Linked DNA regions of Homo sapiens: region 1 is linked to region 2. Evidence: read pairs that join two places in POLR2A ChIA-PET (ENCODE). Cell type or tissue: MCF 10A. All regions are shown on one strand. Region 1 overlaps NFIB (nuclear factor I B). Region 2 holds the start of LOC101929507 (a long non-coding RNA gene).

Evidence for each region. ChIA-PET counts read pairs that join two places held together with the same protein. Peaks named below come from ENCODE experiments on the same cell type or tissue, not always from the same donor. Only the 100,000 strongest peaks of a DNase experiment are listed, where the experiment ranks them.
Region 1: POLR2A ChIA-PET joins it to region 2 with 5 read pairs; 3 of 35 experiments call an interaction of 5 or more read pairs at or near these places.

What each region holds. Positions count from the first base shown.
Region 1 is chr9:14,079,305-14,083,304 of GRCh38, forward strand. NFIB (nuclear factor I B) reads right to left here. Exons shown (of 11, transcript NM_001190737.2): 11 at 2,544-4,000. Among named protein-coding and RNA genes, the nearest start is that of LINC00583, 150 kb to the left of the region's middle. In MCF 10A, no CTCF peak of the experiment used is centred here; no DNase peak of the experiment used is centred here.
Region 2 is chr9:14,019,839-14,023,838 of GRCh38, forward strand. LOC101929507 (a long non-coding RNA gene) reads right to left here and starts at 254. Exons shown (of 8, transcript XR_001746621.2): 1 at 213-254. In MCF 10A, no CTCF peak of the experiment used is centred here; a DNase peak (open chromatin) is centred at 2,393.

The DNA.
Region 1 (4,000 bases), 59 kb after region 2:
GAAAGGACCACTTCGGAACAAGAGATAGTGTGAGCATCATCGTAGATGCCAACTCAGAGTGAAAATGGCAATTTTGGACAAAGGACTAAGGATGGAATAGTGGCATTTGTGACCTGATGAAAGAGGAGTGAAAGACAATGCAGAAGAGGGGATTCCACAGAGGGAGGTATCCTGAAAGAAACAAACAAACAAAAAAAGTTTTGTTTCCTTTCTCGGTGGGAACAGCTGGTGTGTCCTGTAAAGACTCGGTGGGGCTCCTTGGTGTGAAGTTTGGAAAGTTCATATCTCAGCTTATCCAGTCTCTCCCAGTCCATTGTAGATTCCACATCCTTATCCAGTCCTCACCTTGGAGGGGAGAATGGAGTGTCAGGGAAGGGAAGGGAGGTGAGCCACTGCCCTCTTGCCTTGCAATTCCTCTTCCCCAGCTGCTTCGGTTTAATACCCATGACTTTCTCCATTTGAATACACGTCTATTCCTTGCAAATCCTAAGTGTCTCCTATAAAATAAAACTACTTGGAGAATTAATACACTTGAGAAATCAATGCTTTTCTCTCTTCACAAAGAAAAATACTGACAACATCTGAAGGGAAAGAAGGGAAAGTAAGACCACGTATGGGCATGCAGTTTCAGAAACGGTGTCTTGGAAGAAGTCTGCTGGAATACCTGTCAGGAAAATTCTGCTGGCTGACACAGAGTTAAAGCTAAAAGGGAAAGGAAGTCATGATCTCTGAACAGTAGCCATTCAATTATTTTTTAATCACAGTAAAACAAAACAAAACAAAAATGGCCAATAAAAATAATTCATGCCTTTATGTTCTTACCCCCAAAAAAAACGAATGAATCCATTCATTCCTGACTCATATATGTATCACATTGCCTAATAACATGTACCAGACACTGTGATAAAGGCTTTACATGTGCAATCTTATTTATCCTCTTAATAGTCTAATGAGACAGGTACTGTCATTAATATCTAATTTTACAGATGAGAGAACTGAGGTAAAGTTTATTTATTTGCTACACAGCTAGTCAGGGTATTTTCAGAATTTGAAATCAGGCAGTTTAACTTAAGGCATGGGCCTTCAATTGTTCCTGTGTATTCTTCCTTTGTAACTGCCATCTTTCTTTGATCCCTAAATATCTTTTTTTTTTTTTTTTTTTTTTTTTTTTTTTTTTTTTTTTTTGAGACAAGGTCTTGCTCTGTCACCCAGGCGCTGGAGTGCAGCGGCAAGATCATGGCTCACTGCAGCCTCAACCTCCCAGGCTCAGGTGATCCTTTCACCTCAGCCTCCTGAGTAGCTGGAAAAACAGACATGTACCACCATGCCTGGCTAATTTTTGTATGTTTTGTAGAGATGGGAGTGTCACCATGTTGCCCAGGCTGGTCTTGAACTCCTGGGCTCAAGCAATCCATCCGCCTCAGCCTAAATCTTGATCTCTGCCAATAGAGCCAAACGTTTTTAAAAAGGCAAAAATCTCTCTATAGGTAAAAGTTTTATTTCAATGATAATATTCTCAAACATTTCTTAAGAAATGTCTTCATTTTCTAAGAAATCCAATTACTGTCTCATACTTCCAGGATTCTCCAATTTTTTTTTTCCAGGATATTATAGTCCATCAATTTCCATACGACTCCACACACAGTGGTGGAAACCAGGGTGGTTTGGGGACATGAAAGAAACCTCAGCCACAAATCAGAGTTGGTCGGATCAGGCAGTCAGATCTGTCTCAGCAAGTCTTTGGTTGGGATAGTCAAATTCCAGGCATTTTTATCTCTATTTTCAATGAAGCTTGCATTATTTTTGCTTCATTTATGCACATCACTCAGATGGATCACAAAACCATTTAAGCTCATTCCTTTTCAATTAGCTATTATTGAACTCCAGCTGACTCCATTCAGAAATGCTGCTTTCAGTGAGGCTGGATTTGGGACCCGGTCCTCGGTTTTAGCCCTTGTGTATGTCTCCCTGTGAAAAGGGAACATCACCCCTGCTTGTGTTGAAAAGTAGCACTGCTTCTTGGAAACACAAGATGCTGCTCCTTTTCAGGCATTTGCAGGAAGAAATTGCTCTCCTGCAGTATTCATGTAACCACTAAACCCACAGCCACAGGGTGTCCCCGGGGCTTACCTTTTCTGTTCAGTGTTTGATGCCCTGTGGTTTTTCTCTCACAGAGACCACAGTCCAGTCATCATGGCACACATCGTCTTCAACGTATTGCTCAAAGGCCTTTCTCAGAGAGTGAGGTCTGCGATTCTATAACTGCACTTTCTTTTTTTTTTTTTTTACTGTCATTGTTTAGAAAGCTTGGGATGACTGTATTTATTAGGAACTGCAAGGAAGGATTATATAGATATACACAGATATACGGTTAAATATTGAACTGAAATATTAACTATCCCAGATGCTAATAATTAAATCAGTGCTACAAAACCCCCAAAGTTAAGGGCCAAGATCAATTTCTGGGACACTACTGACCCAACATTAATGTAGGCAGAACAGCAAGGAGACGATGAGGAGAAAAATAAAACATGAGGCCAGAGTCTGTAGCATAGCTCATTTTATTGTTTAAACAGTTTTTGCATAGGAAATATATCCGCTTCCAGTAATTGACTGCAGTATGAGCAGCTGCTAGCAGTATAGGCTGGATATAACAGTAACAATCACATTAAGTCAAGCTTGATTTACACCAGTTTAAAACTTGTGGCAATTGAGTTCATTTGCAACCCACAAAAAGTACCCAAAGAACGTTATCCTCCAACCGGGCACAATAAAACCTTCACTAACATTCTGGCCCAGTCTGGGGTTGATCCCAGAGGCCTGAACTCTAGAAATTAAGTAACTGTCGTATAATACATCCTACTGCTAAAGGTTTGTTACATGGAGATTGTGCATGTGCCTCCTTTTGTAAAAAAATTTAATTAAAATACAAGGTTCTGTATTTATGGCCCATGAGGACAAAATGCCAAAAGTTTTAAAATGGATCAACCCTGGTGTGTAGCTAGCAAGCAATAACTGACTACTCGTCACCTACAGTTGTACTAAATGTATCTAAAGAAACACACAGTCCTACAAAAGTTGTTCTCAGAGAAATATCATTGAGGTGGGGGCAGCTCTTCCCAGGATGCTAAAAGTTCTATATGATATAAGCACAAATTAACAGCTTGATGAAGACATAATCTACTGCAGCTTTGAGAAACCTATGCCTGGGATGTAGTTACCCCTCACATTCTACAATGTTGTAGAGATTTTTTTTCCCAAGAAAATGTCATTTGAAACATATTTACAACTGAACTCAACAGAGACTGTGAAATTGAACAGGCACTGCTCATTTGTTTGAGTTTTTTGGTAAACATTTTGCTGGTTTTTTTTTTTTGTTTGTTTCTTTCTTGTTTTGCATCAACTTTTATCAGTCCATGCAACTTCAATGCCCTCGATGAAGGATGCATAAAAAGCCATACTTCTTAAAAAAAAAAAAAAGAAAAAAAAAGACTTCCTTCTGCATAAAGAGATATATTTGCCACATCAGTCCCTGTAGCACAGTTTTCAAAACCATTCTGTCAAAAATACAGTAATACAAGACTGGCTTTAGTGTCACTAGCTTACACTGCTTTTCATGTATTTAGGCCACCTGTTGTTCCTGGTACTGTATCATGCAATAAGTCATCAAGGGCTTAGTCTAGTGTACCGGTAAGCTAGTGGCACTGAAGCGCTTTTCACAATCTCAACATACATTTGAATTGCAACACACAGATATTTCTAGAGTATTAACTAGTGAACCCTTTTATTATTAAAAAAAAAAAAAAACTACTTACAACCATTGAAGAAAAAATTGCAACAAAAAATGTAAAAATTGACCGTCTCCAACTTGTCCCCTTTACTATTAACAATGTGACCAACAGATCTGTGGCACGGACACAGTACAAAGAGTTGTCATGGCAATGAGTTTGGCTGATGCAAAGGTCATTGTGCAGGGTCAAAGGGCAAAATCAGTGGTCCA
Region 2 (4,000 bases):
AGGGAATCTTGTCATATTTATTATTCAACACAGCATTCAAAGTCATACTTTGTGAGGCCAGGAGTGGTGGCTCACGCCTGTAACCCCAGCACTTTGGGAGGCGGAGGCAGGTGGATCACCTAAGGTCAGAAGTTCGAGACCAGCTTGGCCAACATGCCAAAACCCCATCTCTACTAAAAATACAAAAAGTAGCCAGACGTGGTTGCACACACCTGTAATCCCAGCTACGTGGAGGATGAGGCAGGAGAATTCCTTGAACCCGAGAGGCAGAGGATGCAGTGAGCTGAGATCATGCCACTATACTCCAGCCTAGACAACAGAGTGAGACTCTGTCTCAAAAAAGAAAAGTCTTTACTTTTTGAAACATGTATCAGATCATTGTCTTTATTGTGCTCAAAACCTTGCAGTACTGCTGCATTTCAGCCTCACTGAATGAATGCCCTGTAAGGCTTTATCAAATCTCTATCTCCTTTTCTCCCTTTCTCTCTCTCCCTCCCTCACTCCCACTCACACCAGTCACACTGGAAGCCTCAAGCACACACTCACCTTCGAGCTTTCATTCTGCCTATAATCTCTGCATGGAAGGCTCTTCTCTCAGCTATCTCTTGGCTGACTTCCCAACACCATCAAGTCCTTAATCAAGTATTACCTTCTCAATGAGGATCACCCTGGCCATCCTACCTAATCCCCTAAATTTATTTGCCTCTTGTTCTTCTAATCTCCATTATATTATTCTACTTTTTTTGTATTTCCACATTTACCACCTTCTAATTTGAGTGTTTATCATATTTTTTAATGTCTCATTCCCCTGCTAGAATGTAAGGTCCTAGAGGTCAGGAGTCTATGTCCGCATTGTTCTCTGATAAATGCCTAGAACCTAAAACAGAGCCCACAGAGTAGGTGTTCAACAAGTATTAGCTAAATGAATACCAAACATTTGAGACCATCCAATGAATGTTAACTCTCTTCTCCCTTCTTTGTTGCATAAAAGTTAGGTCAGTTGCCAAAGAGAGAACTAAGATATTCTTAAATCTCTCTGAGTAGCCATAAGAGCAGAATCTAGAAACCTTCTGATTCCTGAGCAAGCAAGAAGTTGGGGCAAAACAGATAGCTTAAAAATCATTAAAGGCATTTCCCATTTTAGGGAAAGGACCAAATGATAATTTGACAAGTGGTTGGGAGAAACAAGCACTCTCATATATGTTTTATGGGAGTAAAAATTAATTCAACATCTTTAAAGGAATATTTCTAATCTCTATCAAAGTTGTGAATACATATATGCCCTTTCACCCATCAATCACACATCTAGAAATTTCTCCTATAGATATACTTACATATGTAAAGATGATAAAAGGATATTCCTTTCATCACTGTTTTAATTGCTGAAGATTAGAAACAACCTAAATATCCATTGGTAGAAGACTGGTTCAAAAAGTTAGGGGACACTTGCAATGAAGTATTCTGAAGCCACCAAAGAGAGCAAGGCAGATCTGTATATACAGGTATGGAATTATGTCCTACAGAAAAAACAAGGCAAAAAGCACCATGCATCACAAGCTGCCATTTGTTTATAAAAGGGAGATATACATAGAGTATCTCTAGATAAATAAGCAAAAATACTAGTAACAGTTGTTGCCTCAGAGGAAGGAGACCCGGCTCTGGGGAGCAGTGCTGTAATGGAGGCTTCTTTTCACTGGGTACTTCCTGTGTTGTTTGAATATTTTTTCCAAATGGAAATGCTCCTTGTTCAAACAAATAACTTTTAAAAATCATATCACCCTTGAATACAAATTATTTTGGAGAACCCCTAATTCCTGGAAGTTTCTTTAGGCCAATATTTGCTTCTGAAAATTTGTCTTCTCAACTACTGTAAACCAGTCCTGTCGTGGTTCATTTCTATTACCATGGACGGCATGCTATTGGATTGGAAGTGATTTGCAATTTCCACCTTCACTGTTTTTAGTTTGCAAATGTGATGATTGATCCTGATGTTTCTGGTACTAATGATTAGTAGGATGGTCAGGATCTAGAGCACCTGGACAGATCAGGAGTCCATCTGGGACAGCAATACCAACTTCTTTTTCTAACTAGTCTTGTGAAAAAAAAAAAAAATCAAAACCTAAGTAAGTGAAGCATCATGTTTCAGAGGCACGGAAAGTACTTCTGGAGTTGAGATGTCATGGATTCTACTCTTTATTTCTGGGCCTTTGGTGATCTCACCCAAAACACCCCTGGCCCTGCCTGGATCTCTGTTTCCCTGTTTGCGAAGTAAAAAGTTTACACCTCCTAAGCTTACACAAACACTTTCAGATTATAAGCATAATTGCCAAATATAATATACACTACTATTTCTCAATCTCAACAACAAGCATGCCAAAACAGTGGCAGGAAACCACAAAGCTAAAAATGAAAAAAAAAAAAAATTAAAGGTCAAGAACTACAGCATTGACTCCTACTCAGTTTAGCCTTTGCTTTCTCAAAGGATGATGTCACTAAAACACTGTGGGCTTTGGAATCTGATAAATCAAAGTTCAGCCCACTAAGTGGCAAGTACTTTCAATCCAGGGACTGAGTATCATTAACATTGTGTCCTCGATGCCTCCAGGAGTTCCTGATTCAGCATCACTCCCCCATGGATCAGTTCTCCTCCAGCCACCTCATGCATGTTCATGACTTTCAAAACTACCTCTACATAGAGTCATAAATTCCTATCTTCAGGACAGACCTCTCATTTAAACTTCAGACATGCATATCCAAATTAGCATCCCATTTCAAGGTCTAAAATATACCTTGCAATGCATCTAAATCTGTTATAAACTTCCACCTCAAATCTGATTGCCTTTCACAGTTTCCTATATAAAGAATAGTCCTACACTTCAGCAAGCTTTGCAGGCAAAAATTCTAGTGTCATCTCTGTCACCTTTTCTTCCTCATCTGTATATCCAATCTATGAAAAACTCCTTTCAATTGGACAACCTAAACTACTTTCCAATCCATCCCTTTTTCTTCATTACACTCCCACCACTCTTCCTTTATTTACTAGTCCAGCTATTTTTGTTGATCACCATGACTGCTACGATAGCCTCCTGCTTGGCTTACCCTCTTCCACTCTTGCCTCACTTCCATCTGCTGTCTGCATTAAAATCATCATGTCATTCATAGACTGCAATCTCTTGAATGGATTCACTGTATTATTTATTTATTTATTTAGAAACAGAGTCTTACTTTGTTGCCTAGGCTGGAGTGCAGTGGTGCAATCACGGCCCACTCCAGCCTCAACCTCCCAGGCTCATGCAATCCTCCCACCTCAGCCTCCAAAGTAGCTGGGACTACACGTGTGCACCACCACACCTGGCTAATTTTTTAAAAATTTTTTGTGGAGATAGGGTTTTGCCATATTGCCCAGCCTGGTCTCAAACTCCTGAAGTCAAGTTATCTGCCTGCCTTGGCCTCCCAAAGTGCTAAGATTACAGTTGTGAGCCATCATGCCTGTTTTTAAGATAAATGGAGAAACAACCAGAAAGCCTTATATTTCTAGCCTCACACCTTATCTCTCTCTCTCACACACACACACAATCACACCCAGGCACACACACTCCAGCCACCCTGGAATCTTTCAGTCTTCCTTAGTTGCCATGCTTTTTCCTACCACAGGGCCTTTGCACTTGTGGGCCTCTCTCCGAATATGACCTTTTGCCTTTCACTTAATAAACTCTTACTCAGCCTACATATCCAGCTCAAGTATGACTTCAATAAGGAAATGTTTCCTTCCTTCCCTGAACAGGTCAAATACCCTATTATTATATACTCTCTTAATAGATGGATCTCTGTGTCCTAGCACTTTTCACATTTGCAGCTTCACATTTATTTAGGTGGTTGTTTGGTTTGCAGATATTTTCCCACTCACCTGACTACCATGAAAGCAAGCCCTGGGTAGATTTTGGCTCATCATTGTTTCTCTACTACCTGACACATGCACTCCAGTGAACATTTATTTCAT